2 separate regions of the Mus musculus genome follow, and region 1 is linked to region 2. Evidence: chromatin loops called from intact Hi-C (ENCODE). Cell type or tissue: left cerebral cortex. All regions are shown on one strand. Links, peaks and the distances in the headings refer to the core of each region. The heading gives the core; the rest is flanking DNA. Region 1 holds the start of Gm52833 (a long non-coding RNA gene). Region 2 overlaps Katnal1 (katanin p60 subunit A-like 1).

Region 1 (16,230 bases), core at 4,750-12,749, 61 kb before region 2:
AGGTCTTCCTTGGGGGAACCTGTGGTACCTATTTTGTTGGGTGCAGAGACATAGCATGGGACACAAGAAAAAAGCACAAAATTGGAAATGCTGAAACCTTTTGAGCTTGTATGAGAGAGGCCACAAGCGGAAAGTTCCAAGCCTGATGACACGGGGACAGGGCACAGTCAATACTCAGGCATGCTGAACATACCGTGTAAACTTATTTCAGGCTATGCATAGGAAACAAACAGATGTGGTATTTGGACTTGGGTGCTCTTTGCAGGATGAGCTCATTATGTACAAGGAAACGGTCTCAAACTGGGGAGATTCTTAAACTCCAAACAGTCTCGTCCCACGCATTAGATGGGAGATGCCCTCTGCCAGAATCCACCAAAATGAGCACCAAAGAGCCTTCTGTCTATTCTTTTCCCCCCTCAAGGTGCTGGGGATTGGATGCAGGGTCTTGTGTTCGCTAGAAAAGCACTCTCTCTGCCCTGCAGCTGAATTCTTGGCCTTGTGTGTCTGACCAAATACAATTTACATAGCTGTTTTCAAAAGAACAGGCCCCAGTCCTGGTCCTACTTCCTGCACCGAATTCTTTCCTTCTTTAGGGGCCTTTTTATAAGGTGGAAATAGCCCTTATACCTGCATTATGGCTTATTGTGAATATTAAATAAGACCATGTGGGTCAAAAGTGCTTAGTAAATGATAAAAGCCGGCACGGGTGGGTGGTTCCTGTTGCCTTTCTTTTTATCTGCCCGCCTTCTGGAGCAGATTATAGGGCTGGTATGTGCTGTGGGTTTTGCCTCGAGACTTCCCTTGGAGAGCAGTGTTTATCTATTTTAAGGAGACCCTAGAGATAGCAGGCTGCTGCAGAAAAGCAAATGGAATATGGATTTACCAGAAAGAGGAGGGCCGGCTGTAAGGGAACAGCTGTGGAGAGAGTTATCAATCCGGCTCGGCACCAGACGGGTGCCAAGAGGGAGTTGCTAAATGCCTGGGAGAGAATCGTGACCAGAGAGAGCAGCGAGTTAAAAAAGAAAAGAAAAAAAAAAAAAAGAGTCATATCCTGCCAAGCAAACTGGGTCATATTCCTGATGGAGTTAGTCACCGAGCAGAACTGAGCTGGGAAGGAGGTTTCAGGGCAGAAAGAACGGCATAGTGACTCAGCTGGCAGCTGGAGAGGCCTCCTGGCTCTTGAGCAAAGACCCCTCGTGTGGCTGGCATGTAGCATCTTGTGGTATTTTGGATTTGAACTTGATTTTTTTTTTCTTTTTAACCCCTAAAGGAGATTACCAAACATGATTTTTTTCCCCCACTTGGAATAGTTGAGCGTTTGCACACAGGCTAGAGCGTGCTCGCGCACAAGCGTGGGCACACACACACACACACAGGCACCATTTCAAAGACATACATCTTAAGAGAGGAGATAAATTAAATCAAGATGGAAGAGCAGGAAGGCCATCCTGGAACTTTTCTCTGGAATTCGAGTGGGAAGGGACAGCAGCCAATCTTACTGCTTAGAAACCTTTAAGGTCACCGGCCCGTCCTGCGAAGACGGATCCTGTAAAACGACTGGAGGGTTCCGAAATCAAAGTTTAATTTGTGAGTCACTAGGATGAAGTTAAAGCAGCGGGTTAGCTAACAGGAAGAAGTACTCTTCAGGAGAAGGCTCATGGGTGGAATCTCGATTTTGTTCTCATTATAAAAATTTTTGGTGCTTTCTGCTACATATCTCTGCCAAGAAATGCGATATGTTGGGAAAGGAGAGGAAATGTATTCTACATCTCGATGCTGCGACTATAAAAAGCTGTTTCAACGACAGAAATTCGTCGGGGCTCTGTCAGGGTTGTAAATGAGGGGTTTACACTAGCCAATCAGGGTGAGAAAAAAAACACCAAAAACTTAAAGCAGTGTCTATATTTGTCCTATATATATCTCCATTATCTCTGTCTTTTTTTCCCCCTGCCAGATTCCCTCTGTTGTAAGTCCCCTTCCCTAGGAGCTGTCCTCACCGGAGCTTGACAGAGCCGAGCTTGAGTTCTGAGAGCAAGGTAGTATGACACTAAGACACTAAGAAGAGAGAAGTGAATTTCTTGTTACTTGCTCTTCCATCTTTTCTGCACCTCAGCACTCAGTGGCCCTCATTCTTGGTTTGTATCTTGTAAGCACATGGGGTCTGAGACTGGGCCATCTGCAGGGTGGCTTGCCTTTGGTGCCCACTTATTACTCAACTCCCCTTTCCTCCCAGGCCTTTAGGTACATCTGAAAAAGTAGCCTGCCCCCCAGTGTCTCTCAGGCTGTAACTCCTGAGGGGATGGGGTCTATTTTCTATCTCTTGGCTTTGGACTGACAGAGTTAGACCTAACTTCAGCTCCATCATTTAGTAGCAAATTGGGTATAACCTTGTGAATGGAGAGTTCTTTACTTTGAAGGCTGTGGTTAGCTTCTGTTTTGAGACAGACTATGTATGTAGCCCAGCCTGGCCTTAAAGTCACAGTAATCAATCACCCTGCCTCAGCCTCCTGGGCGCCAAGGTTACAGAAGTTATGTCACCATGCCTGGCTACCCACCACAATAGTGTTTTGTCATTGTTTTCTTTAAAGATTTAGTTTATCATCACCCCATGTCTCTCCATGTGTATGCCATTCATGTGGGTCCTCTGGAAGCCAGAGGAGGGTGTGGGATCCTCTGGGGCTGGAGTTCCAGGTGGGTTCAGGTCACTCAATGTGCATACTGGGAACCAAACGCAGGCCCTCTAGAAGAGCAAGCTCTCTTGACTTCTGGGCCATCTCTCCAGCCCTTTAGCAGTTTGTGTGGGAAACTGATGAAACCTCGGTGGCAAGTTAGTCAGATTAGCTGTCAACAAGTGTGACGGTTTGCATATACTTTGTGCAAGGAGTGTCACTATTAGAAGGTGTGGCCCTGTTGGAGTAGGTGTGTCACTGTGGGTGTGGCCTTTAAGACCCTCATCCTAGCTGCCTGGTATTCTGCTAGCAGCCTTCAGATGAAGATGTTGAACTCTCAGCTCCTCCTTCACCATGCCTGCCTGGATGATGCCATGTTCCTGCCTTGATGATACTGGACTGAACCTCTGAACCTGTAAGCCAGCCCCAGTTAAATGTTGTCCTTATAAGACTTGCCTCGGTCATGGTGTCTGTTCACAGCAGTAAAACCCTAAAACAAGAAACAGATAGGAATGAAGAAAAGAGACTTGGGCTCTCCAAAGGCTTGCCCCGTGGTCTTGTACAGAGCCTGTGTTAGATTGTTAGCAGTCTCTGGCTCACAGTGAGTTCTTTTTTTGGATGCAACTGAAATGGACTAACTTAATCATAAAGGAATTTTCTAGAAAGGGGTGGGCTGGTTCTTAGAGGCTGAAGAGCCAGAGGGATGAGATGATTCTCTGCCTCAAATTGGGGGAAAAGAATCTCTCTATTCCAATGTGTTTTGTTACCCTTTCTCTTGAGAATCCAGGGTGACAGGGACCCGATGGCCTAATTGGGATCTATGCATTGTCATCTTTCGGTTAATGGTATCCCCAGTAAGAAAAATTATGTTGTCAACCCAAAGTAAGACATTCCTAGTAGGTGGCTATTTCATCCTTTCTTTCCCAGGGGATGTTTACTGCTTGAGGAGAAATCCAAGACAGGAGCTGATGCAGTTTCCGTTTAAGAAACGGCTGAAAGAACTAAGAATAGAACCAAAGAAGGGAGGACTGGGCTAGTTTAGCACGGCTGTCCTTAGATACTATAAGGCCTCTCTCACAGAAGCAAGAACAGTTTGTATTCTGTTTATCTAAAAGAAAAAAAAAACTAAAGCCAAGAAAGGGACTATCAAGTGAAACAGGCCGAGGTGGTACACAACAGTAAGATGAGCCACAGACAGGGAGGCAGGAGGGTCATGAGTTCAAGGCTAGCCTGAACTTACGGGGCTCAATGGTTGAGAATACTGGCTGCTCTTGCAGAGGTCCCAGGTTCAGTTTGTAGCACCTACCCAGTATCTCACAAGCACCTGTAATTCTAGTTCCAGGGCACTGGACACCCACTTCTGGCCTCCGCAGACACCAAGCATACACATAGTACACATACATACATGCAAGCACATATTTACACATAACGTAAATCTAAACAAATTGGAAGGGAAACGGTTTTCTTTGCACTGTATCTAAGCTAGAGTCTTCCAAGAAACAAGGTAAGCCGACTTGTAAGGAAGAGAACTTGGTATCCCTGGGAGTATTAGTGTTCATTTGCCTATGGTAGCAAGGACCACAGTGGACCACAGTAGACAGGATGCTACAGCTGATGACCTCATGGATTTCAGTGATGACATGCATCAGAGCCTGGGTGGCCACATCTGCCCAACGGCACTTTTCCATATGTGGAGTTCCAGATGTGGACAGTGTGAGTGGCAGGATGTGAGGAGCACCCACATACCCTTCCCGACCACCTACTTAGGTCTGCAATAGTCCAGATGCACTGTGGGATAGTCCTTTATGTTGAGTGATGCCCCATTCAGAGGTCACTGCTGGGATGTGTTACTTCGGCCAGCATCCCTCATGCTTCCTTCAGTGTAAATCACACCAACATCTTGTCTTTCACTGAAGAACAAATATATTTTAAGTCCCTAGGGCTATATCAGTTATGAGAAAACTAAAATATCCATATTTATAAACATCATGTTGTATATCAGAAACACATGTGATTTTTTAAAAAAAGATATATTTGTATTAGCTTTAAGTGTGTGTGTGTGTGTGCGTGTGTGTGTGTGTGTGTGTGTGTGTAGGGGTTTGTGCACATGAGTGCAGTACTCATAGAGGTCCGAAGAGAATGTCAGATCCTCTGAAGCTGGAGTTGAAGGTCGCTATGAGACGCTTCATCTGGGTGCTGGGAACTGAACCTGGGTCCTCTGGAAGAGCAGTAAGGGCTGGAAACTGCTGAGCCTTCCCTCCAGCCCTTGAAATATATAATATACATTTTGTCAATTAGAACAGTAATAAGAGAAAGCTAGACATCGAAAGGCAGTGTGGTCTGAACGTGTCCTGTTAGATCCTGCATTGGAAGCTTCACTTCTAAAGTGCTTTGAGGAGAGACCTTACAGAGTGATGAGGCTTTGAGGGGGCCATCTCCTGGCTAAGTCCCAACCACTTTCTGAGTGTTACCTTTCTGCCTTCTACCATGGGAGGAAGAAGCAGTAAGAATGCAGGACGCTTGGCCTTACTTTTCCAAAGACTTCTAAAGCAGAAGAAGTACTTGTTCTTTATAAATATGAAAAAGAGGGGCTGGGGAGATGGCTCAGCAGTTAAGAGCACTGACTATTCTTCTGAAGGTTCAGAGTTCAAATCCCAGAAACCGCATGGTGGCAACCGCTGATGCCTTCTTCTGGTGCGTCTTAAGACAGCTACAGTGTACTTAAATATAATAATAAATAAATCTTTGGGCCAGAGCTAGAGAAGCAGGAGTGAGCAGAGGTCCTGAGTTCAATTCCGCAACCACATGATGGCTCGCAACCATCTGTACACCTACAGTGTACTCATATACCTAAAATAAATAAATAAATAAATAAATAAATAAATAAATAAATAAATAAATAAATAAATCTTTTTAAAAATAAATAAATATGAAAAGGAGGGAAGGAGGGAGAAGGGGAGGGAGGGAGGGAGAGAGAGAGAGAGAGAGAGAGAGAGAGAGAGAGAGAGAGAGAGAGAGAGAAGAGCCAGTTAGTGAATTAGACGTGGCTAGACTCTATACTGAATGGCAGTCCTAATAAGTTGGGGCCACAACACTTTGAGTAGTTTCAGTAAAATTCTTTCTTACAGCTTGATGATGGTGGCTTGTGAGCTTTTAATCCCGGCACTCAGGAGGCAGAGGCAGGCAGATCTCTGAGTTCGAGGCCAGCCTGGTCTACAGAGTGAGTTCCAGGACAGCCAGGGCTACACAGAGAAACCCTGTCTTCAACAACAACAACAACAACAACAACATTTTCATATGCATGGGTGTTTTGCCTGCATGAATGTATGTGTGTGTGGTATCTGTGGAGGTCAGAGAGTATCATCTCTTGGAACTAGAGTTATAGATGTTTGTGAGCCCATATGTGGGTGCTAGGAATGGAACTGGGGTCCTCTGGAAGAGGGGCCAGTGCTCTTACACAGAGCCACCAGCTTCTGTCTTACTTAAAAAACAATTGTGGTGTTGGGACTGGAACCCAGAGCATATACCATATGCCTTCCTTCTTTCGTCTCTCCCATTTCCCCATCTCTTCCCCCCAACCCTAACCCTGCCTCCCAGTCTGACCTGGAACCCCTGGGCTCAAGGTACCTCAGGGGGCCTCAGCCTCTCCAGTAGCCAGGACTACAGGTGCCCCCACAACCACATCAGTTGTGGGTCTCCTCCACAGAGCACCTCTTGAGGTTTTTTTTTCTGTGTGTGTGTGTGTGTGTATATGCGGGCGCGCGTGGGTGGGTGTGCTGGATAGGGAATGGGGTGTGGTGGATGGGTGGGGAGGGGTGAGGTGCACTGACTGCAGACCTAACCTGTAAATACTAGTCTTGCTGCAAGCTCGCTACCCTGACCTTGCTGCCTGCCGCCCAGTGCTGCCGAGCTTGCTAGACTCAAAGAGATCAAAAGGAATCCTTTTCAATCATCACCTGACTAGTCTGTACTTTCCTAGGCATTTTACAAACTAGATTAAATTAGCTACGCACCATGACCCAGTAGACAGCAAGGGACCGTTTTTCTCATTTAAGTAGGACACGACCTTGGCTTGTGAATAGAAGGGTTTCCACTGGTCTTCTGCGCCCTAACAAATAGAGTGAGTGGGTAGAAGGGACTGTCTCTTCCAAAGGGCAGCTAAACACCCCACAGTGGGGACGCAGTCCCCTCTTTCTTGCTGAGAGAAGAGCCTGAAATAGCCCCAGGGGCGGAGAAAGGTTGAGTCTGGAGGTCTTCTGACCACTAAGGTTAAAGATTTTGAGGACTCCCGAAGCCTCTAGTAAGCCAGGTTAGCAGGTTTTAACTCAGGCCTGGGAACGACCGGAAGCCTAACTCTCCACTCTAGACTGCTGGTGTCCTTTGCACCCAACCTCACCAAGGTAGGGAATCTAGGGAAGTAGAAGGCGTTAGTGTTAGAAACCCGCAGACAGTGGGCTAAGGAGAAAAGGGACCTACTTGGGAGAGGGAGGTTTCTGCAGGAAGTCAGCTTTCGTTGTCCAGAGGGCTGTTTATAATACTTAACTGCGGGCCTGCCCAATCCCAGAGCTCCTGCACGGAGGCGGGGCACCGCTTCCCGAGGTCCCCTGCTGAGCCGCAGGCTGGACCTTGAGCGTGCTGGGGAGGTGTGGCGCTCCTGCCAGGCTCCGTGGAGCAGGACACCCCCACCCCCACCCCCGCCAACCCCTGCGACATCCATAAAACGCTTCCCCCTCCATCCCCACCCCCACCTCCAACACCCGCACACCTGGTCCCCACGTGGAGCTGGCCGTGGGAACCTGGGGGTAGTGAGCCACCAGGTGGGAACCCGAGGACTGCGCAGAACCTTTGCAGAAGCACAAGCCCAGCACCTCGCGGTGCCAGACTGTGCAGAGGACCCTTCTTTGTCACGTGGTTCCCAGACGCGGGTGCAAATCTCTCTGAGGACTGCGTACGTGCCTCTCTGCGTGGGGGAGTGGGGAATGCTGGGCTCATCCTCTGGAACCCAGAAGGCCTAGCTTCTAGAACCGCTGCTGACAGGTGTCTGCGGAGGAGGCTCCCCATCTGCTGGACCAACCGCCGGCTTCCTTCCTCTCCCCAGGACTGAGTCACTGGAGCATCTATCTGCACGCTGCGGTTTCGACTTTCCCCCAAGTGCATAGCGGTATGTCATCTGAGAGGCAGAAGTCAGGCTGCCCCTGGTGCCAAGACAGAGGCTGAGGTGACATGCATTGTCCCGGCAGCCTGGCTTCTTACAACCTCCTGAGAGGACAGAAGGACCTGTCAGGCATCAGCCTGGTGGAGAAATCTCTTTGATTTCCACAGCCTGAATATTACTATCCTGTGCGGCCAGGAGCAGAAGAGTTTCGTTTCACTGTTTCTATGTTTATTTATTTTTAATCCAAATACACAGAGGTAGCTTTAAAGTCCACATGTTAATTTGTTCTAGGAAAATCACAAAGTTGTAGCCTCCCTGGTCTACTCTTATTTCCGTCTCTGCGTTTAGTTGTACTGGGGTGTTTGGAGCACTTATTCCTAGGCAATGCATTTTAAAAGCTGTGTCTTTGTTATCTTAATTTAGAGAGTCCTGACGTTGCTACGGAAGTCAAGGAAAAGCCTTCTGCCTCCTCAGGCCTTCTTGCCCCTCAAATTTCCTGTATTTCTTCCCATCTTACCTGTCCACGAGATTTAGCTTAATTAAAAAATAGATGTTTACTTCATGTGTCTGTATCATACGCATGCATTACCTGTGGAGGCCAGAAGAGGGCGTCGGATCCCCGGGAACTAGGAGTTACAGATGGTTGTGAGCTGCTGCATGGATGTTGGGAATGGAACCTCGGTCCTCTGCAGGAGCAGCCAGTCCCCTTTACCCATGAGTCATCTCTCCAGTCCTTTAACAACATTTTAGGAAGCACTATAGAAGAAGAAAAGTGCACCCGTTGAAACTAGGATGGTAACTATTGTCAATTTGATAGGATCTAGAATAACATGGGACACAGCCTCTAGGCAAGCCTCCGAGGGGTTGTCCACGTTAGGTTACTTGAAGTAGAAGAACACCTTACGTGTGGGCAGCACTATGGGCTGGGATCCTGACTGAGTAAACCGGAGAAGGCGAGCTGAGCCCTCTTCTCTTCAGTTGTTCTTGGTAGAGCATTTTTGCCACAGGAGTGAGATAAATAATGAAGGCCACAATGTATTCTGATATCTAAGACACTAAAATAAAAAAGAAAAGCACATTTTAGAATAGCATGAGCTATGCTGTCCACATCTGATGAAGTCACTGGTCATATTTGCATTACTAGGTAAGTATTATCTGCATCAAACTGGGATTGCCTTTCTACTTACACACACACACACACATTACACATACACACACACACACACACATTACACATATACACAAACACACACATTACACACATATATACACATACAACATACACAGGTATACATATCATACATATTCTCTCCTGGATCTTACTGTGAGGACCAGGCTGACCTTGAACTTGTGGCAATCCTCCTGCCTCTGTGTGCTGGAGCATCTATCTTTTACAGGTGTGTAACCAGCTTGCTCCATTTGCCTTATCTTTTGAATTGTGAAGTTTTAATTATGAGTTGATCTCCAATCTCTGTGACTTTTTTTTTATAAATTAGGAATTAATCTTCAAGTGCTTTCCAATGTCACAACCCTGCTGCTCCTCTCCAGGGCCTTCTTCTCTGAGATGACATCTTCCTTTGTACTGCTGTTCTGTTCTGTTCTGACGAATGACTGGGTATTGGGTGTTGGACCCCTTTCACTCCCTCAGAGCTTCCATCCATGTTGTCTTCTGTGTTGTGTGCCTTGTTCCCTGGGGCTTGAGTTTTCTCCCTTGGTTTGTTTTAAGCTGGGTGTGGTGCACACAACTGTAATTCCAGCCCTTAGGAGGTAGAGGCAGGAAAATCAGGAGTTTGAGGATATTTGGGGAGTTCAAGGTCAGGCTGGACTACCAGGGACTCAGACGAAATAGAAACAAAGCCCGCCTTTGTTCTGAGCATATCCTGTAGGAGCTTTTTGAGAAAAGTAAATATTTTTAGTGGCTTTGCTAACGTTTGATCTGCTCTTGCTTGCCTGTAGGCAAGTGTGATTTGTCTCCGTTAAGAGACCTCCCTCAAACTCCTAGTGATGGCTGCTGGCTCTCAGATAATGAACTAATCCCCGTGCGCCATTCTGCAGCCACCTCAGTGTGTCTCTAAGGAACTTCTGACAGGTGGTTGGTTTTCTGTGACTCATAGCTCTTGTTTGATCAGCTTCCTGAGTCGATACTCTACCATTCACTATGGGATATAAGCTTTACTGATAAGCGTTATGGAGGGGGCCAGGAGACCACCGTGGGTCCTAAATTCCCAATTGCAAATTTTTCATCTGCTTCCAAAGTGTGTGGTGGGCCAGCTCTTAGCTGTGCCTAGCATTTTTGGACACCTCTGCAATTCAAAATGTCTTCCCAAGGCTGTGCAGGGACAGCGGCACAGGTGTGCACAGGAATGAGAGAAAATATACACATTTTTAACGTTATTTGTTTTCATTATATCTGCACTGCATATGTGCAGTGGAGAGGAAGCCTCTGTCTGCCCCTCCCCCCCCCTCCCCCCCCCCACCCCCCCACCCCGGGGTGAAGAAGCCACTTTGAATCAGTCAGCTTGGAGAGGAGTTTGAGCCAGAGGAGATGAATACCCAGCCATAGAGTTCAGAAAGAGCCTGAAAAGGTAAGCTTATTCAGCAGTAAGTCTCAGAGGCTGATACACATTCTAGGACTAGAGAAGACTGTGCGGAGGCCAGAAGCTCCCAGGACCAGGCCTAGGTGAGCAGGCAGAGGCAGTAAGCCTCAGAGATGACAATTGCATCAGGAGAATGAAAGTTACATTTACAACTGCTCTTATTTTCCTGCATTGCTATTCTCCCGAAATACTGTTAAACATTACCCCTGCTGCTGCTGCCGAGTCTGCTCTGTTTCTCTTTGCGCATGATTTGCAAATAAAGGAAGTTCAGATTGGACATGGCGACACATGCCCTATGATCCCAGCCCTGGGGAAGCTGAGACAAGAGGAGCGGAAGTACAAGGCCAGCCTGGGCTACACGTGGGAGACCTTGCCTGAAAGACAAACAAACAAACAAAAAAAAAAAAAACCCTCCCGAACCCAAAACGAAAAAGGACAACCAACCAGCCAAGCCAAAGAAGACGTGTACTGTGATGTTCGAGGATATCTTGTTGGTTTTGTTGACTGTGGGTGAGACATTTGTGTCCGTTCCATCCATGGTGGGAAAAGCAGATGGGCAACCCAGCCGCCCGTGAAGACGAGGAAATGGCAACGTTTTGGCAGTACCTCTGTAGGCTAGTATAGGTCAACGCACGCAACACCAGCCTGGGAGAGAGAATCTCAGCTAAGGGATTGGCCCCATCAGATTGGTCTGTGGCTCGGCTTATGTAGAATATTTTCTTGGTTGCTGATTGTTAGCATTCTGTCTAAGCTCCACCCCCACAGTTACCTGGCAACAGCCAGGTAGGCCTCACTCACTGTAAAAGGGGCTGCTTGACCCATCCACTCTCTTGCTCTTGCCTTCCTGCTCCGCGCCCCTCCCCATTCCCCTCATCCCTCCCCCATGTGCTCATGGCCAGCCTCTATTCCTCTTCTCTACTCTACTTCCTTCTTAACTCCCCTCCCCATGCCCTGAATAAACTCTATTCTCTCTACTATACTGTCATGTGGCTGGTCCCTCAGGGGGAAGGGGTGCCTCAGCATGGGCCGCTAAGGCAGCCCTTCCCCCACACCTCACCACACATACACTAAACATATCCCCCCTCTCTTTATTTTTTATAAACACATCACTGATTGATATAGAAAGGCCTGTTCTACTGTGGGCGGTTCTATCCCTAGGCAGGAGGGCCTGGGCTATAGAGGAAAAGTGGGTGAGTGGCCAGTAAGCAGTGTCCCTCCATGGTCTTTGCTTCAACTTCTGTTTCCAGGTTCCAGCTTTCCTTGAGGTTGGACTGTGATCTTGGAGATGAAGGATGAAATCAGCCCTTTCCTCCCTAACTTGCTTTTGGTTTCTGTTTCTGTTTTCCCGATCACAGCCACAGGCAACCAAGCCAGAATAATAGCTAATCTAGTTTAATTTCTGAGGTCTGCACCTCTGACTGCGACATCTCTGATGGGGCTCTGTCCCCCAACACTGCCATCCGGAGGCATCGGACCACGACGTGAGATTGGATGAGGATGAACTGCACAGCGTCGACCAGACGGAATGTGGAATTAGAGTGGAAAGCAATAATTCTGAGAAGTGGGAAGGCTTCGTGGGAGCAGGCAGCGGGTGAGGGACAGCGTGCGTGCAGAGTACTTGGCTGCGCTGAACTCGAGGCTTAAGCCAGGCCTCGTGGAACAGTGGCTCCAGCAAGGCCTGGAGGCCGAAGGAGCTAGGCTGGAAGCCAAACTCCATTTCACTCTTTAGCATAAGCCCGCAGGAGGTTGAGCTTCCTACAGTTCATAGTCTGTAGAACTGGAGACAGCCCTGGATCAAGCCGACTTGTGTGGTTGTTGGGGGCGGGGACCAGGTGATGGCGATGAAAATTGATGTCTTTTCTTCATTTGCTTCATAATTCCCAGTACCGTAAAAAGAAGAAAAGAAATCCTGCATAAAAAGAAATGCGTAGAAATCTTGTTCCGGTCAGTGGGGATGAAGAGCAACCTCTCGCCTTGTGGTTCTGTCCATGCTTGGCAGACGGAAGCAGGAGCCAGAGACTCTGCTCAGCCTGCAGACCGTGGCCTGAGCTGCTCTGCTGAGTCACTGTCTGACAGTGACAGGGCACAAAGTGTACCACAGGACTGCAAACTGCTTTATGCTGTAGGAAGGATAAATATCACGGAAGGCACTCTTTCTTAAAAATAGAAAATTCTCTCCTCTACTCCCTGCTTTTGTGTGTGTGTGTGTGTGTGTGTGAGGGGAGAGAGAGAGAGAGTCTCACCACATGGCTAGGCTTGTCTTAAACTTGTAATCCTCCTGCCTCAGCAGCCCCTCCAAGTGCTGGGTCTATCCAGGTCCAGTTATGGGGCTGGAGAGATGGCTCAGTGATTAAGAGCACTGGCCATTCTTCCTGAGGACCTGGGTTCAGTTCCCAGCACCCACTTAGTGGCTCACAACCATCTGTAACTCCAGTCCCTAGGGAGCCAACACACTCTTCTGGCCTCTGGGTAGACCAGGCACATACTTGCTACACAGATATACAATCAGAGAAGACATCCATACACATAAAATAATTTTAAATAAATAAATAGACCTTAAAAGTGTTTGTTTGTTTGTTTTCTAAAAATCAGCTATGGGATTAGAGAGATGGCTCAGTGGTTAAGAGCACTGGCTGCTCTTGCAGAGGACGTAGGTTCAGTTCCCAACACTTACCTGACAGCCCACAGCTACCTGTAACTCTAGTTCCAGGGGCTCTGATGCCCTCTTCTGGTCTCCACAGACCCCAGTCACTTAAATGTTATATCTGCATGCATGCAGGCACCCACACGTGCAAAATAAAATGATTTTAAAAATACACTATGTAATGTTGTTGTTGTTTTGTTTTTTTTTAAGGCAAGGTTTCTCTATGTAGCCCTGGCTGTCCTTAAACTCACTCTGTAGTTTAGGCTGGTCTCGAACTCAGAGATCTGCCTCTGCCTCCTGCGCGTGCATCACCACATCCTGGCTTGTGGCCTGTTTAAAGTAGAAACTAAATCTCAGAAGACAGAGTAAGCTGCGCTGAAGTCTGCAGCCAAATTTGCCAACGATGCATAAAGTGGAGCAAAAAACGGAGAGAGATCTGTGACTGGAAGTCCACCTGTGTCTCCTTCCCATGTCAGCCCAGCCAGGGTGTAGGGAAAAGCCCAGCGCCATGTTTGCCCTTTCCCAGACACTCCTTGTCCCATTAGGATGACCTTTTCCCTCTTCCAACATCCCTGTGTGGTCACAGCCGCCCCAGTGCCTGGAGTCACTCCAGCATGACTTGTGACTCTGCACTGCTCTTATGCAGGCAGAGGCCATGCCAAAGGGGATGTCTTTGGCTGGGTGTCTGGGATTGCACGGCAATTGGGGGGGGGGGGGTTAATCTCAATCGTGTCTGTTGCTGGAGAGGAGGAAAAGAGAGTTGTTCTTCTGCTCTCCCCACCCCTCCTCCATATCTGTCCCTTCTACCCTGGAAGGATGGAGGGGGAGGAGGAAAGGTCTAGTGAGCCTCTTAAGGAGAGCTGGGTGCACCTCAGACCTCCAGAGTGGATGCCTGTTGACCACAGCTTAAGGATCCTGGGACAGACATTCTGCAGCCTCCTCAGTCCATCAGGTCAGAGACTGAAGTGAAATGGGAAAAACGTATTTTTCTTAGTATTATACTAACACTAGCATAATTTTAAAAATATAAGACCAATTATTGAAGCCAGGGCCCAGGAGTAAAAAAAAAAAAAAAATCAGGAGGCAGATTTCTGAGTTCGAGGCCAGCCTGGTCTACAAAGTGAGTTCCAGGACAGCCAGGGCTACACAGAGAAACCCTGTCTCGAAACCACCCCCCCCAAAAAATTAATTATTTTTATTCTTTTATGTGTTTTACCTCATGTGTGTCTAAACACCATATGCATGCAGTGCCCACAGCGGCCAGAAGAGGGCGATAGATTCCCTGGAACTGGAGTTAGAGTCGTGAGACATCGTATTGGTGCTTGGAGCTGAACCTAGGTCCTCTGCAAGAGCAACATGTGCTCTTAGCCACTGAGCCATCTCCCCAGCTCCCAGACTGAATATTTTGTACATTATGTTCTGGATCTGATATCTCTACACCCAGTTCTCAAACAAAACATTTAAACAACTTGTGTTGGTAGGGATCAAATCTAGAGCTTGTGTATGAGATTAACACTTCACTACTGTGGCCCATCCTTAGACCTGAAAGAGCTCCTGTTGTTTGCTTTCAGAGTGGAAACGATTCCTCTTCTTGTTATAGGTTCTGCGATTGTGAGAATCACCCTCTATTTGGCAGCTTCCAGTAAGGATGCGGGCCCAGTTTGCTCTCATGTCTTAGGGTTTTATTGCTGTGAAGAGACACCACGACCAAGGCAACTCACTTTAGTGGGGCTGGCTTATAGTTTCAGAGGTTTAGTTTATTATCATCATGGTGGAAGGCAGAGCTAGTGCAGGCCGACTTGGTGCTGAGAGTCCTACACCTTGATCCAAAGGCAGCCAGGACGAGGCTCTCTTCTGCACTGGGTGGAGCACTAGGAGACCTCAAAGTCCTCCTACATAGTGACATACTTCCTCTAACAAGGCCATTTCTACGCCAACAAGGCCATGTCTCCTAATAGTGCCCCTTCCCATGGGCCAAGTGTATTCAAACACACGAGTGCCTGTCAGCCTCCAGAAAGGCTGTGTGGTCTCACCTCCCTCAGCCCCTTTCCAGTGTCTGTGAGTGGCTCTCCAAGACCAAGGCTTGGCACTTCTGTCACAGGGGCAAGTCTGGCCTTGTGGCCTCTGTTTCTGTTTAGCCCCATGAGCTAAAAATAGATTTACCTTTCTTAAGTGTTAAAAAAAAAAAAGTCAAAAGAAGAATGCTAGTAAATGACACCTAAAAAAAAAGTGTCCATTAATAGAGTCCGTTGGAACCAGTCGACTGTTCATTTATTTCTGTCCCAGTTGATACTATTTGTAGCTGCCTTCCCACTCCAATGGCAGTTGTGGGTGGCTGCGGTAGACACTAGGTGGTTTAGAGAATCAAAAAAAAAAAAAAAAAAAAATTCCCATGAGTCCCTTCGCCCCTTCGCCTGTTTCAGAATTCAGTCTTTCTGGGCTTCTCCTCTATGTTTTCACCATGGTGCTGGTAGTGGCTGTCCTGAGGAGCCCTGTAGGCCTCAGTCTGGAGATGGGAGGGCTATCTCTTTCCTCAGAGGGCTGGTCAGATCCATGGTGGTCGGGCTGTTTCACCTAAGGCTGCAGATGGAAGACAAGAACAATCACAGAATCTGGAGAGGAGAAAGGTGTCAATTGGGGGTGGTCGAGGGAGGATGTTGCCAGACCACACACATCCCAATGTGGCCAGGGCATTTAAATCTCCTTGACAATTCTTGCCTAAACTAAACAGTGGGCCAACTGGGGAACAAGTGACCAAGCCAAGATTGTACGAGTGCACGTGTATGTGTGTATGTGTGTGTGTGCACGCATGTGTGTGTGTAAATAACACAATTCAGGGACATGAAAGGAGAGAGGACTTGAGGGGAGTAGGGGACCAGGAAAAGGCCAGTAAGCAGGGTCAGATGGGGCAGAGTAGTGAGAAGGAAGACAAAGTATAATTAATTACACAAAATTACCAAAAATGCCACAATGTAACGCATTAAACTGACTCTCAAAGTAATTGAGGGGAAAAAAATGCATTTACAAAATAAAGTTTCATGGCATAAAATTGTTACAGGAATTTTTTTAGGGTCAAAACCTGGGCCCTGGAGACCCCAGTGATCTTGGAAGGCATCTTTCTTCCTTGGCGTGGTGTTCATCAGGAAGCTTTTTATTGACGGTCTT
Region 2 (16,230 bases), core at 3,090-11,089:
GGGTTATAAATGACTTCTCATTTACAATGTTTCTGAGTAATTGTCTGTCTTACTCTGTCAGTGACAAGCTGAGTACTCAGACTATCAGTGGAAAATCAGCCTTTCTTATTTCTACGGCTGACGAGGAGGTAGGAGAGCTACTCTGAGTCACCACAAAAATAAAAGGAACTACTTTTAAAAACACAAACACAGAAGTGTCATGCTACCTGAAAGGTGTAGTTGTCTCTGATCTGATTATCACAGCAGAGACTAGAGTTTCCAGGGCTGCTTTGAAAGTAAAGATGGAGAGATCACAAGGGCTGTTACAGACTCCCTTTTCAATCATGAGATTGGCAGGTGGCACTAACATAATGAAATGAACTAGTCCAGAAATGAGACTGTATTGCCTAAGATAAAGATAGTCTTAGCTTGAGACTATTTGGTTAACTGAGTGTGCAAGCATGTAGTCCTAGCAGCCCCTGTCTGGGGCATGACAAGGTGTTTAATGCCAGAGCTGTTAAAGCACACGTGGAGGGCACAGAAGGGCTTATCTGCTTTTTGTTCCCTGTGTTGAATCCTACCTCTCTCCCCAGTAAGATCTCACTTTTAGGCTCAGTGTGGTGGTGCACAGCTTTTATCCCAGAGCCCAGGAAGACAAGCAGGCAGAGCTCTGTGAGTTCAAGGCCAACCTGGTCCACATTGTAACTTATACCCTGCCAGAAAAATAAACAAAAGAAAAAATTAGTTATATACATATGTTTGTATAATCTCATAGTCTAATAGATTATTAATTTGTGTATAGAATTCTGAAAGTTGCTTCTATTACTTTATAGGTCTAAAAAATGAGGATAAAAGAAATGTATCTTGGGCCCATTAGAGGCTCAGCAGGTAAAGGCCTTTATGATAAATCACATCCTGTCAAGGGTCCCTGCATATCAGCTTTAGCTGTGTTTAGGACTGCACTGTGGAATGCCACGTAGAAGCAGTGGGAGCCGTGCTCTCCCCAGGGGCCGTGGCTTTGGTGTTGCTCTGACACTTTGGAAGCTGTGTGTGTTGGTTTATTCGGTCCCTCCCGTCATCTATGAGCACAGCCTGTGTCCTGCTAACAGCTGATGGTGCTGTGGGCTGGGACTTGCGCCCAAGTTTTAGATCACGATGTGACACAGTGTGAAAGCTTATTTTAATTATTTTTTAAATAGAATTCAGGTTAGAGTAGGATGACTTACATATCTCAGCATACTTCTATATTGACTTTAATTTTCCAAAAAATACTGGTAAATTTTGTGAGAAATTACATCCTTTTTCCCCCCATTTCTTTTTAAACTTCTGATAGGCTTCAGACTAGGTCTAAGCATACAGTGCTGTTGTTTGTTTTTTAAATAAGCAACAGTCATTTTGCACAACGATTTGCTGTTGGGGCCATATTTCTTTTTAACCCTGAGGGCCACAGGATTGTCCACATAGCTAGTATGTAGCATAACTTATTAGTACATTTTATTAGCTATGTACTTTGTTAGTCATATAATGAATATAAATGAAAATATAAACTAATAAAGTGTATCTGGCTGTCATCCCAGCACTCAGGAGGCTGACACAGGATGTCATGAGCTTGGTGCCATTGGGCTACAAAGTGAGACTTGGTCTCAAATAAAGGACTCCTGACTGTCATCTGGTTATTTCTCATTGCAGACAGGAGTGGCACAAGCAGCTAAGCTGTGCTTTTAGTGTTATTTGAACGTACCCAGTGCCTTTGGACTGTTTGGAATGCTATAATAAAACACTAGGTCATTTTATAAAGCTGAACCTTAGGCAGGCAAAGGCATCTCTAGGCCCCATCTCTTAATGGCAGCGTACTGGAGACTAGACTTTGACTTGACGGTTGGAGGAGCCTGTATGTTCAGACTATATAGCACATGGAAAAACTGAATTTACCATATTATCATTTAAGCTTACAGTCAGTATAGATGCATGCTGAGAAATGTGAGTTAGCCTGCTTTAACCTGGACTCTGTTTAAAAGGATGTATCTCTTTAGCATGAGATAGAGGAGCACTGGTCATCTTCACCAAGAATTAATCGACAGTAAGTTATACTTTCACAATTCTGAGAATCAGAGTTTTATGTAGAAATAACAAATGCTTTTTTAATTTAGAAAGGATATACTAAAAGTAAATATGAGTGAGTAGAAGAAATATTTTTCTGTTATCTTAAAAATAATTATGTTAGAAAGCTCAGACTCTAATGCTAGCCGTGTTGCCTTAGCTAATTTGTGGTTAATGAGCAGTGTCCTGCATGATCCCAGGGTCACGGTTACGAGTGCGTCTAAGTGAAGTTCAGATTAAAGGAGGGCCAGTTACGCTCCCAAAATTCCCTGCTCAGTTACTTGACCTAAAGTGCATTGTCTCATTACCCTGTATATAGCAAATGGCCATGGTGAATGCTGTCCTTGTTGTGTTTAGCATCGGACACAGGCGTGGAGGGACACTGGAAACAAGACTGGACCATTCTGTTTCCAACCTGCTGATTGATGAACACAAACTGTCACACATGAACAGTGACTTAAAAAGTGCATAGGTCATAATCGAATTATTTTATGAATGGTCATCTCATGTGAGGTGCTGATGTGTGCTGAAGAACTACTTTTCTGGAAAAAAACTCATGTTCATATGTAATTCAGGCACATGCATGTTCACATGTGGGTCCATGACAGACATGCTTGGCATAAGGCACATGTGGCCATTTGTCCATAATTTAAAGAAACACAGGTCCAGTGCTCTTGGTGGACTTTAGAGAACACTCTCGCTTGCTGGGCCCACTCACATCCCTGTCCCCTGTGATCGCGGCGGTGGAGGGATGCTGTGTAGCCATGGGTGCTGGCTGGTAACTTGTTTTCTTTGCTAAGATGGTAGCAAAGCCGTGAAAGGCACAGGATCTTGAAATTTGGCTCATCTCTCCATGACTTGTGCAACACTGACAAACAGAACCATTTTCAAGTGTTGGGAGAATACTCAGTTTTGGTGGGTTTTTTGTTGTTGTTGGTTTTTAGTAATGTAAAAACAATAGAAACCGCATGTGTGTATATGTGCACGTGTATGTATGGTACACATATGTACTCATGTGTGTTTGTCTAGGTGTGGGTGCCCATGCATGTGTGTGCCTATGTGTGGAGGTCAGAGGTTGACCCCAGGTGTCTATCATTCGCCACCCCACCTATGGAGACAGGGTCTCGTGCTGCCCCTAAGCTGGAGTTGGTGAGGCCGACTGGCCAGCATGCTCTGGGTCCTCCCCTGGGATTACAAGTGGCACTGCCACCACCCAGCTTTTTACCTGGGTGCTGGGCATCTGCACTCAAGTCTCCTGTGCTTTCATATGTGTGTGTGTGTGTGTGTATATATATATATATATATATATATATATATATATATATATATGTGTGTGTGTGTGTGTGTGTGTGTGTGTGTGTGTGTGTATGTATATATACACATATATATACATACATATATACACACATATGTATATATATGTATATGTATATGTATATATATATATATGTATGTATATATATATATATATATATAGTAGCTCTTGATGAGGTTTAAATGTGTTTCCCAACTGGCTTATAAAATTCTTGAAAATATAATAATTGTCTATTATAAACCAAAAAGATAGTTTCTGCAGTAACCCTTGTACCTTTCTTATCATAAAATGACCATCCCAGGTCAACAAAAATCACTGGCTTCTCAGAAGTCAGAAGCCGTGGTCCCAGTCTCTCCCAGTCTCTGCTGCTTCCTTCTTTCCTAGGGTGACCAGCGCTCTGTGTTATGACACCTTATGAGTTAGTAGCCCCTTGTTTGAGGATGCTACTGTTTTGGGGGATTCGTAGCACCTGTTTTTAGGAATTGGATTTTTGATTTTTACCTTTTTGTATTATTTTCTTTCTCTGCTTAATATGTTTATAAGATTTCTCTATGCCTTTGCTGATATTGTTAGTTAATTCTTATAATTGCACACTATCGTGCACAATTAAAAGTTTCCTTGTGTGAGTAGATTTTTGGGTTGTCTAGTCTGGAACTATTGAATAGTGCCAATTTGGATCATTTTATTCTTCTTTGGTGTGCATATGCATCAATTTTTAGTAAGTGCATATTAGGGGTATGTAACCTAAGGTTTTTCAAAACCTACTTTAATAAGGGTTCTTAAATGCTTCAACCTCCCTTCTAGCCAGCCGACCAAAGGTAGGGGAGAAAGGTTAACAGGACAAGGAGTAGAAGCAGGTCTTTGGGACAATTCCAAGCACGAATCAACCTCAGCAGTCCAGTCCAGTCGGCAAACACCACACATGATTTGGCATGAGTTTGTGCAGCAAGAAGCAGCCAGAATACCATGAGAACTTCTTTGGCAAATTTCTCTCTCTGAAGTTATAGCTTGCAAGCAGCCATCAGTGAAGACCAGCAAAGCGGCGTAAGGCGAACCAATGCAAGAGTGCCCTCCACTGTCTATGGGTTTATATCAGGTGCCCTCTCACAAGACAGCTTCCAGAAAGATATCACGTGTCTGTTCACAGCAAAACATCCTCTCACGTGTCTGCTTCTGTAAAACATCCTCTCATAAGACAGTTTCCAGAAAAACATCACATGACACTACTGAGTCTCCAAAGAAACCAGAAATGTCCACTTAAGGGGTGGGATGGTGGGGTCCTGGGAGATACCTAAGTTAGACATTGGGAGGTCACATCACATCATCAGACAGTTTTGCAAGCGGGTGTTAGCAGTTTGCACTGTGACTGGCAGAGTAGGAGGCACAGGTCTCCACACCACTGTCAGTGTTCAACATCATTGTCATCGTTGGTCTCTTGAAGGGGCCATGGTTTTACAGGAATATTTACTGTGTGTTGTATGAATACTTTATAACTTAGGAGACTGGAAACTTCTTTGTGGCTATTTTTCATCAGTGGGGTATCTTAAGGACCCTCTTATTCTGGTCTTCTCACATTAAACAATCTATCCATTTTCATATTTGTAATCTTACGGCATTTTTTATCTCTATAGCTGTGGCTGAATTGCACGTATGTAGAGGTTGGCACTATTTTTTTTTTTAAATCCACATTGGATTTCTTTTCCCATTTATGATCTTGGTGTCTGAGAGATGTGCTCTTGGGTTATGGGGAGGTTTTGTCTCACCTGTGTGTTTCCCTCAGGGTGAGCACCTTTACTGGGATTCAGCCGAGCTCCGTGAGCATTCCTCAGCTCTTGATTTTAGAATTTGTATATTTTTGTTGAGCTTTTTCTCAGTTTCAAGGTTGTCAAGTTTCCAAGGGTTTGTGATCTCTGTTTAAATGTGGTGTTTTATAAATGGGAAGATTGAATGTGAAGTCTTAGCAACCATATTTCATTTATTCCTCCTAAACCTCATGAGCACTGAGGTCTCAGTCTTTTTGCTTCATTGCTGTATTCTGTGCCTAGAACAGAGCCTGGCACACTAAACCTGCTCATGACTATTGTGGGAAGAGTGTGCATATTGGTGAGCACAGAGCTTGCTGTGGATCTGTTGCTACAATCCTTGTATCCTGATTGGGCAGTGTAGGGCGCTGCACCCACGTCAGTAAGTGTGCTCTGCATTGTCTGCCTGCGTTACTTTGTGGGGCAGTAGGGCTCCGGTGGGCTGCAGGCTGGCGTCCTTGTCTAACGTTTCCTGTGTTTGTTTCTGCTGTGGGGTGGAAGCAGCCCCCATGTGCAGCAGTGTGCCCTGTGAACAAACTGGCTGCAAGCCCAGGCCCACAGCTAGAGTGCCTAGGCCGCTGTTGCCGCTTGGACGGGCGGCTGACTTGGTTTGCCAGTTTCCTCGCTTCTTGAATGTGCTGATATGTGCTAGGTTCCCAGGGCACCAACACCGTGAGCATTGTGGATGTCAGCTGCTAGACTGACCTGACAGTGGGAGACAAACAGAGGCATGAAAAAGATTATACAGAATTAGCAGTTTACAGAAGAGATATTGGAGCTGGAGAGATGGCTCAATGGTTAAGAGCACTTGTTGCTCTCCTAGAGGACCTGAGTTTGGTCAGGTAATTCACAATCCTGTGACTCCTGCTCCAGGAGGATCTCATGTCCCTGGCTTACACACACACACACACACACACACACACACACACACACACACACAGACACATTTAAAAACAAAAACAATTAAATATGTATAATTGATATATTGAGGCTGAGAATGTAGTTCTTTGATAAGAGTGCTTACCCAACCATGGATGTAATTAATCTTGACACCAAGAAAAAGAGGAAGGAAGGGAGGGAGGGAGGGAGGCAGGGAAGGGAGGAAAGAAAGAAATGATACGTCTAAGAAATTTTGCATTTGTTTTTATCTACTGAGTCCAGGCAGCAGAGGGTAAGTTGGACATGGGAGAAGCAACAGCTTTATAGAAAGAGCCACAGGCCGTCTACAGCTCGGAGATGTTCGGGTGACTGTATGTAGTTCACTGCCTGACTAGAAAGGCAGTATCTTTGTCAAACAGGACACGCTGTCAGAAAAATCCTATGTTGATCTGAAACCCGCCTCTTCTGTTGCTTCCTATCGGCCTCCGCAGTAACAGCAGCCAAGGGTGGTGGTTCCAGTAGTAGCTCATTGGCTTTCGTGGCCCACATTTCCCGGAATCCTCCTCCACGTGGTGTGATGTGCGAGCCATTTCTCAGCTGGTCATTGAACAATGTGTCTGTAAAATGCACGGCACAGAGCAGTAGCTGTCTGTGTCTTAATCACTCAGTCCCACAGTGAGAGGAGCTGCAAAGGAAGATGCGCATGCTATTTGCATTTGGGGACAGGCTGTGTCAGTCACTGACTGCAAGCTATAAATATTTGCTTTGTCACTTAGAGCCTCATTTTCTTCACATAGAATAAGAGGCACGACTCACAAAAGATCCTTACGGAAGTTGTCTTGATTTGAATAATTTAGAAATTAGTACAAAGAAGCTAACTATTTTGCTTTAGGGAAAAGAAAAGTGTCTATCAGCCTTCACACTGTCAAATGGTTGCTAATTCTGACCTTAGTGCTTCGTGCGCAAATCTAAGGAAAGAGTTCTGAGGTCACTCTGTGATGTTCCAGTCTAGTGTTCTGTAGAAGACCCCATGTCCCAGATGTCAGCTTCATTGCTTGAAAGCTGTCTGTTTATTAAAGTAGTGCAGCTAATGGACTACTTCTGCTCAGGCACACGGCGTATGTATCAGCTCTCCCCGCCCTATTTTATGTTTGTGATAATGACACTACTCGCCCACTTTCACGGTGATTCTGCTGTAGCCTCAGAGTTCTCCCTTCACCATCTTGCTTTGACTGGCCAGGTCGTTCAGAGGCTCGCACCGACTTCTCTGTGCAGGAAAGGGTTTTACTTGTTAGATTCCTCCTCCTTCCCATCATCCTTTCCAGCAGTAGCCACCAGGGTTGTCTGAAGTGCAGGTCAGATCGGATGCTGCCCGTTTCTCCATCCTGTCCTCAGTCACGTCAACAGCTCGGCTTTCCCACGGGGGGCTGGATAGGTGCTTAGAGAGGGCCACAGTGCATCCTCACCCTGCCTGGAAACCGTGCTAGCAATCCGATGAGCTGTCTGATACCTGCTCACATCTGCCTTTGGACAGTCCCACGATTCCCATTTCTTTGAGTCAGAGATGGGGCTTTTCCTTCCTCTTGGTGTGTATCGAGCCAGCCTCGCCTCCCTGTTCTGAGGGCATTTGTGTGAAAGTGAGATTTGAACTTCACTTTCCATGTGGCAAATCTGAAATCACAAAGTCGGCCCCTGTTGATGCTCTCACTACCTCGTTTCGAGCATACTGGAGAATGGTCATAGTGTTCCCAGGGTTTGACTTGCGAGTGACTCATAGCCATGGCCTAGCCACGTCGTAAAATGTGATCCGAGACAGAACTTGTTTTAAGTTGGTTGGTATTGTTTGTTGTGTTGTTATGCTAGGAGCTTGTTTTAATAGAGTCAGTTTTAATACCTGCCACTTTTGCTACAAGGATATTACTAAGCACTTGACCTAGCCCTAGCACTAGTCTGCCCAAGTGAGCAGGTCCTCAAGATGAGGTCACCAACACACTGTTTGGCCATTTGCTCGGAGGCTCAGATGATCAGGACATTTGCCACAGGAGCCATTTGGTTCTCTTCTGGTACTGACTGCTTCTTTGTTTACCTCAGAAGTGAAACTGGAGAAGTCTATCATGGTCTGTTGTCTCCTCACTGGACCCCTTGCCCTTCATTTTTCTATCAGACAGAAAGGGGCTGATGCTCTTGAAGGGGTGTGGCTCTACACATTAAAGCTGATCTTGTGGTTGGAATCCCTGAGAAATCAGAGCATCGTCACATTCACCACCTCAGCACTGCAGGACGCTTGCAGAGTCCTGCAGCTCATAGAATAGGAGCCTAGAATTTTTTTTTTCTTAAAGCCACAATATTAGCAAAAGGACTTAGGACAGACTAAACTTTTCTTTAGCTCTTGATTCTGTGGTTGAAAAGGGTCCTCTAAGCAGTGGGTCTGAAAGGTCCTGAGCAGAAGGAGGCGGGAGAGCTGGGGTGGGGGTTGGGGCTGGATGTTATGACTGCACTTGCTTGGGGCCATGCTGAGTAACTCTGTGATAGGGCCCCAAGAGCTGTCCTGAAGGAGACCATTGAGTCCTGTGTGGTGACTCAGTAGCTGGGGAAAGCTTGTAAGTGCAGGAAAGTCCCAGGTCCATCTCGCCTGTAGCCTTTGTACTGGCTGCTTTGGGGGATCTGTCAGCTTGGCCATTCACTGTGCTCTTTAAGCAGCTCAGTCAGCTGTGAAACTGGAGAACCGAGGAAAGGGGCTGCTTGAGGAGGCAGGAAGGCCTGAGCTACATGTTCTGTCCCAACGTTTACTGGTAAATGGAGCCGGACTTAGCATTTACATTTAATTTTAGTCAAAAGGCTGAGAAGTACCAGGCGTGGTGGCGCATGCGGCAGAAGCAGGTGGGCCTCTCTGAGTTTGAGGCCAGCCTGGTGTGCAAAGCGAGTCTAGGACAGCCAGGGCTCTGTAGCAGAAAAGCAGAGAAGCCCTTAGTTAGTTGGCTTTCCCTGTTTTCCTTATCCACAAAGAAAGGAAAAGCAGTCGCAGGGTTGGGTGTTACATTAAATGAGCACCGTGTGAGCTGTTCTGTCATAAGGCCAGGCAGTGCTCAGTACCTGACGTTCGCCTTGCACATCAGCAGTCTGTTCTCTAGCAGAGGTGCAGATGCTTTGCATCCAGGGAGTCAGAGGCAGGCTAGTGAACTCTTACCTGGGACTGTCCGCCAAGGAGTGTAGCTGGGAGGAGGATTACAAAGCCTGTCCAGTTGAGACAGGTCTGCTGAGTTAAATAGGGTGGGATGGCATCTAGGCAATCAGAAGATAGCATTTTAAATAGCAAGAAAATAGTCTTTTAAAGCGGTTCCTCTGGACAGGAATGTAGCTCAGGACTAAGGTGCTTGCCCAGCATACACATACAGGCTCTGGGTTTCATCCCAGCCCCATAGACATGTGGACCCACATGCACACATTCGTATATATACACGCACACATGCACATGGGCACACATTATATATCGAAAGCTTGATGATATCAGTTATGATATGTTATGTTGTCACTGGCCATAACTTCTCTTACTCACACCTCCAGGCAAGGAAAAATGTGCAAGATGGTGCAAGTGACAGCGAGATTCCCAAGTTTGATGGCGCCGGGTATGATAAGGATCTGGTGGAAGCCCTGGAGAGGGACATTGTGTCCAGGAACCCTAGCATTCACTGGTGAGTGAGCGTCTTGAGTTGTGGTAGAGAAGGAAACTCATCCTAAGGGTGGGTTGCTGTGGGTCTCCTCTCCTCCCTGGTCTCCTGATGACGCCTTTGTCTGTAATACCCATCCTGTCAGCGTCCAACCAAGGATGCTTTCTATGTTAACTTGCTGTCGACACACTGATAGAGTTTGCTCGCTGCATAATGTGTTCTAATTAATAACTCCAGGATGTTCTCGCTGATCATTTTCATATAGTAAGGATCACAATACAGTCTTACTATAAGAACAGTTTTGTAAGTAAGCAAATTTAAAGTAATAACCTGGCCTTAAGTCAGAGGTGTGGCTTGAATAAGTGTGCAACTGTTCTTCCAAAGGGATGACATAGCAGACCTGGAGGAGGCTAAGAAGTTGCTCCGGGAAGCTGTTGTCCTGCCCATGTGGATGCCTGACTTTTTCAAAGGGATTAGAAGGCCATGGAAGGTGAGCATGTCTGGCAGTCTTGGAGTGGGGATGCTTGGGTAACCAAGGGCAACACTGCTGTGGACCTGTGTGCTGGCACCAACAGTCGGGCGACCGGGCAGCTCACATTCACCTTCACACCTGGCTGGGAATTCGTAGTTGAGATGCTGCGGCTGCATAGCAAGAGAGATGGGCTTAAAGCAGAGAGGCTGCCATCTTCAAAGCCATGAGTTTCAGGGGCTGAGATAGAGGCTAATTTTTAAGAACGTTTGGATGTCTTTTTCTGTAAATATAGTTAAGCAAATTAAACTGTGTCTTTGTGTGTGTGTGTGTGTGTGTGATGTGTGTAGGAACATGTACACAAAAGTGCAGGTGACCCCACAGACCAGAAGAGGGCATTGCATCCCCTACAGCTGGAGAACAAGAGCTCGTGAGTCTTATGTGGGTGCTGGGAGCTGAGTGCAGCTCCTCTGCGAGAACAGCACACTGTCTTCACCATGGAGCCATCTCCTGGGCCCCAGGACAGCTATGCATACTTCCAACATGCCAAGATCATAGATGTGAGCCAACTTCCCACAAGCCAGGATCATAGACGTGAGCCAACTTCCCACACGCCAGGATCGTGAGCCACCATACCTGCTCAGACCACCAGTTATGAGCTTTTCTCTGGCTGCCTCTGACCCGAGAGAGACAAGGGCTGGCTTGTTTCCTTATTTGTTTGTTGTTTGTTTTTTGAGGCAGGGTTTCTCTCTGTAGACCTGGCTGTCCTGGAACTCACTCTGTAGACCAATCAGGCCCTGAACTCAGAAATCCGCCTGCCTCTGCCTCCAGAGTGCTGGGATTAAAGGTGTGTGCCACCACACCTGGCATTCATCATTTTCTTGATACACTTGCTAAATGCACTGATCCCACCATGACAACAGGAGAGTAAATGGTTTAGTGGGCATCCTCACGTACACTGGTATTATCAGATGATGGTAGTTTTTGGAAAGCATTTAAATATAGTGTGTTGTTTAACTCATCTTGAAATTTCAGGGTGTGCTGATGGTTGGCCCCCCAGGCACTGGTAAGACTATGCTGGCTAAAGCGGTTGCCACTGAATGTGGGACAACCTTTTTCAACGTGTCCTCTTCTACCCTGACATCTAAGTACAGAGGCGAATCTGAGAAGTTGGTCCGACTGTTGTTTGAAATGGTAAGTGATTGATGCTGTATGCAGATTTCTAAACACTGTCTGAGCATGCGGTTCCTCAGAATCCAGGTCTGTCCCTTGTGATCTTCTGAGAGCAGGTTGGGCGGGAGGTGGGGGTGTTGTACCAGTTATTGACACATCATTCACAGTGGACTTTATGGGATTCTTGGTGTGTCTTCAGTGGATCTTTCTCTATGAGATGGAAAGGGGCCCTCTGGCCAGTGAGGGTGATTGGCAGTTTGGTCATTTAGCACAAGGATAAGACAGAAGACTTTAAAAGTCAGCTGGAGGCAGATCTGTCATTAGTTATTGATTTATTTAAAATTGTTGCCAGGAGTATTTTTTTTTTCATGATGGAAGTTTCTCACCATAAAACAAGGAAGAATTGGCAGGCATGGCGGTGTCTGCCTTGGGCAGCAGACAGGTGGATCTCTGAGTTTGAGTTTGAGGCTAGGCTAGTCTACATAGCCACTTCCAGACCAGTCAGAGCTACACAGTGAGACCTGCCTCAAAATAATGACAAATAAACAGTAGAAACATATGAATCTCTGTGTACCTTTCACTCAGCATCACCAACTATGTAAGTTTTATTTTTGAATTGGCTGTTCCTAAAATAATTGTTAGTGGTGGCACTTTTAATAGACAAAGATTGCCACCTTCTTTCACCACTATTTTAGAAGGAAAACCAAAAGCTACTTAAACATACAGAGCACTTTACGAGATCACTGAATAGTGGCTTTAACATATTCTCCCCAAGGCTAGGTTCTATGCCCCTACCACGATCTTCATCGACGAAATTGATTCTATCTGCAGTCGAAGAGGGACGTCTGATGAGCACGAGGCAAGCCGCAGAGTCAAGTCGGAGCTCCTCATCCAGATGGATGGTAACTGTCACATGATGAGTGTCTCAAACTATCCATCCTTCTCAACTTTGGGTTCATGCTCTGAAAGTTCTCAGTGAACGGGTCCGAAGGCAGCTGTGACTCACTTTTAGTCACTCGCTCAACCACCCACTTGTTCCTGCATCCTAAGTATCCCTGGATCCTTACAGTGAACCACGTACAGGCCGGGTTCTAGGTTATGGAGCCAAGGCCTACCGTGCCCACCAAGGCTCTAAAGGTGTGCCTGGGCCTTCAGACCACCGGAGGGCTCTGCAGGGGCTACACAATTTCAACAATAACACCAAGGCACATTTTCTGGTTTTGCTTTAATCCTCTCACAAGTAAGTAGTAGAGTATTCCAGGGTTAACGAAACCTGGGAGTGTCCCAAAGCATGGAGACAGAAGCAGAGGGAGAGGGCAGCTAGTCTCTTATTTACTCAAACACTGAGCCCTCTGAAAAGTCTTCCAGCCAAGACTTGGGAAGTTTTGAAAATTATGCTTTTCTTTCAAAAGATATGCTGTTTATCTTAATTAATGAGTCATGGAGCCTTATTTTTTACAATGAGTTAATACTTTGAACAGTCTGTCCGTTTGTCTGTCTATGTATGTATGTATGTATGTATGTATGTATGTATGTATGTATGTATCTATCTATCTATCTATCTATCTATCTATCTATCTATCTATCTATCTACTTCCCTATCTGCTTACTTATGGTGCTGGGGCTAGAAGCCTTGTGTCTGATAGGCAAGCACCACTGAGCCAATACCTAGCCTTCTTATATTTTGGTTTCTAATGGCAAATATTAATAGATACAGTCTACACAATGATAGCCCTTTGGAGTTCCAGAGATTTTTAAGAACATCAAAAGTTCTGAGACAAAACCTTTGAGACTAACCAGTTGCTACATCAGAGGCAAACAGCTGCCTAGAAAGTCACACAGTGGTCCCCTCTCTGGCAGAAGGGAACTCTGGGTATAGGAGTCACAGTGGTCAGGGCTGCAGCTTGAGAGGCCCAGGGGCTTTGATGCACTGGCTAGAATTGTCCAGAGAACAAGGAAAAGCATTTGGGGAGTCATGAAAGAGAGTTTGGGGTGCAGTACTTCCAGGAGTCAGCTCACTCTGGTAGTTGTGTGAGAGACAACAGGCTGTTTAAACAGTCCGAAAGAAAAGATAAAAATGTGTCTAACATATCCAGCAAGTGTTGTTTCTGATAATCCACCATCTGTGGACACCCAGTGTCTTGGTTACTGTTCTGTTGCTGTGAAGAGACACCGTGACCAAGGCGACTTACAAAAGAAAGCGTTTAAGTGGGGTCTTGCTTACAGTTTCAGAGGGAAGTCATTCCTATCATGGTGGGGGTGCCTGGCAGGCATGGTGCTGGAGAAATGGCTTAAGAGCTCACAGCTGATTTGCAACTTGGGCTGGGCTTTTGAAACCTCAAAGCCCACCCCCAATGATGCACTTCCTCCAAGAAGACCACACCTCCTAATCCTTTCCAAACAGTTCCACAAACTTCGGATCTTGCAGTCAAACATCTGAACAAATGGGGACCATTTTCATTCAAACCGCTACACTTAGGATAGGTACTTAACATCACATGGTACACAATGCCAGGCTCTTAGAGACCAGCAATGACATTGTATGCCAGGACACCTGGCCCTCACTCAGTCCATTTCAGTGTCTGCTTATATATGAAAGGAAGGAATATGTTTTATTTGGGAGGAAAGCATAACAGGAAACAATATATATTTAAAATTGGGGCCAGGGCATAATTGAATACTCATTTAGCTAGCAGGATTTCATTCAACATTACTTATGGCTGTTTGTTAGTTGGAGAAATTTATTCCTCATAAGAATGATTTAAGAAGACATTTAGTAGTGACTTATTTATTATACATGTTGAACTGGGTTGCTTGAAATCTACTACTTTGATAATCATGTTTGTGAACTTATGTATGAAATGATATTTCACAGTGCATTGCCATGATCCAATTGTGTACTCTCAAAAGTTTTTTTTTTGTTATTGTTTTGTTGTTGTTTTTGAGATAGAGTCTCTCTGTTTTGTAGATCTTGCTGACTTTGAACTTTCTACATAGACCAGGCTGGCCTTGAACTCACATAGATTCACCTGCCTCTGCCTCCCAGTCGCTGGGATTAAAAATGTGCACTACTACGCCCTGATAAAAGTTTTAATCCTAAAACTATAATTATGAAGAAGCAGACAATATTTTCTCTGATCATAAAGCACTATGCAGTGTTTCAGCAGTTCTTATTGAGAAAGCCAACTAAATTACCAACCCTCCCCCCAAATAAATCAGGAAAGAGGCAGTTTATAGGGAAAACATGAAAGGATGAGTGGACCCCAGACTCCGAGTCTTCGGAAGCAATATGCATGGCTTTCTTACAGAAAGACTGGAAAGAGTCCTGCCCTAGGCTGTTGGATTCTTCGGCTCCTTAGTTTTGTTCTGTGCTGATGCATGGTTTTGCCATGCCGCTATTGAAGTCACAGAGGCCCCACCAAGAGCTGTGGCTAACACTTAGAGATGCCCGCTGAGGGAAAGGATTTCAGTGGCCATCGGCGTGACACTGACACCCCTCCCTGCTCTCTGTGCCCAGGAGTTGGAGGAGCCTTAGAAAATGATGACCCATCCAAAATGGTGATGGTCCTGGCTGCTACGAACTTTCCGTGGGACATTGATGAGGCTCTGCGCAGGAGACTAGAGAAAAGGATTTACATTCCTCTCCCGACAGGTATGATGCCTGCCTGCTGTCATTTCCTGTTAACCCTTTTCTTTCTTTCTTTTTTTTTTTTTTTGTTTTGTTTTGTTTTGTTTTGTTTTTCGAGACAGGGTTTCTCTGTGTAGCCCTGGCTGTCCTGGAGCTCACTCTGTAGACCAGGCTAGCCTTGAACTCAGAAATCCACCTGCCTCTGCCTCCCGAGTGCTGGGATTAAAGGCGAGTGCAACCATGCCCAGCGTCTGTTAACCCTTTTCTATTTATTTAAGTCTGCATCACTAGCACTTTGTTTGAAGACCTCTGTGGTCCGAGTGATGGAAATAGAGACCATGTGACGTCCTCTGCATCTCAGGAAACCCAGCTTCAGAGCAGTGTCTGTGCTGATAAGTTTGGTACCACTTGAGTTCTTACTTTAAAATTGGGTTTCACTAACTCTTATTTAAATCTTTTTAAAAAGTTGTCTTAGGTACTTTGAAAAGTGCTTTCCTCTTGAACGTTGAAGTTTTCTTAAGCTGTTTTTATCTTTTTCCTTTGAGATGAATGTATATGTAATGAAAGGTGTGTATCCTAAGTGTATGATTGGATGAGTTCTTTGAACTGTGTCGTCAAGTCGAATTGGCATCCTAGACAGGATGTGGGGACTTTCTGTTACCCCAGAACGCCTGTGTGCCTCAGCCCTTCACCCAACTCTCCATTTCTGGTCCCCCACAGGCCAGCTTCTCTTTGCTAGCCTTGTATACACAGGATCAGGACAGTGCACAGTCACTGGGGATGCTCTTCCTGCATCAGTTTCCTGTGTGATGTTGCCGCCGCCATGTGTTGATGGGCACAGGAGTTGCTTTACTTTCTGGCTATTTTTATTATTTTTATGGATGACTGTTTTCAGGTCTTTGGGATTATATGACTAGGATAGATGAGTCAGTCAGAGGGAAGGTCTATGCTCAACTTTATAAGACTGATGCTATGCCCACTTCTAACAAGGCACCCGTACTGAACTTTATAAGAAATACCCACACCTGAATGGTCGTCCTGTGTTATATTGTCACCGTCATTATCACCATCAATAAATGGACGTCCAGCTTCACTGCAGCCTGGCCTATAGCAGCTGTCGCCCATGTTTCTGTTATTTGCTCTGGTCCTCGTGAAATGGAGTCTCACTGTGTCAGTCTGTGTTCTCTGAGGACTTAAGATATTGAGCTTATGTAGTA

Evidence for each region. Hi-C counts contacts between places; a loop is a spot of excess contacts. Peaks named below come from ENCODE experiments on the same cell type or tissue, not always from the same donor. Only the 100,000 strongest peaks of a DNase experiment are listed, where the experiment ranks them.
Region 1: a loop joins it to region 2, with 4 times the contacts of the local background. A loop is called at or near these places in 4 of 42 quality-filtered maps.

The regions. Positions count from the first base shown.
Region 1 is chr5:148,950,748-148,966,977 of GRCm38, reverse strand. It overlaps Gm15411 (a long non-coding RNA gene), which reads left to right. Exons shown (of 5, transcript XR_868721.2): 5 at 11,777-13,237. It overlaps Gm52833 (a long non-coding RNA gene), which reads right to left and starts at 11,184. Exons shown (of 3, transcript XR_003956018.1): 1 at 10,866-11,184; 2 at 8,729-8,879; 3 at 8,417-8,580. It overlaps 8430423G03Rik (RIKEN cDNA 8430423G03 gene), which reads right to left. Exons shown (of 3, transcript NR_040686.1): 2 at 16,145-16,230; 3 at 15,320-15,645. LOC108169085 (a long non-coding RNA gene) reads left to right here and starts at 13,782. Exons shown (of 2, transcript XR_001785025.1): 1 at 13,782-14,017. In left cerebral cortex, for the core only: a CTCF peak has its summit at 8,422 (motif pointing right); DNase peaks (open chromatin) are centred at 8,210, 8,404, 8,657, 12,506 and 4 more places; H3K4me3 peaks cover 1,559 bases; H3K27ac peaks cover 2,401 bases.
Region 2 is chr5:148,887,686-148,903,915 of GRCm38, reverse strand. It overlaps Katnal1 (katanin p60 subunit A-like 1), which reads left to right. Exons shown (of 11, transcript NM_153572.2): 5 at 9,640-9,767; 6 at 10,128-10,233; 7 at 11,248-11,406; 8 at 12,161-12,287; 9 at 14,903-15,037. Among named protein-coding and RNA genes, the nearest start is that of Katnal1, 33 kb to the left of the region's middle. In left cerebral cortex, for the core only: CTCF peaks have their summits at 4,474 (motif pointing left) and 6,568; DNase peaks (open chromatin) are centred at 5,710 and 6,665; H3K27ac peaks cover 894 bases.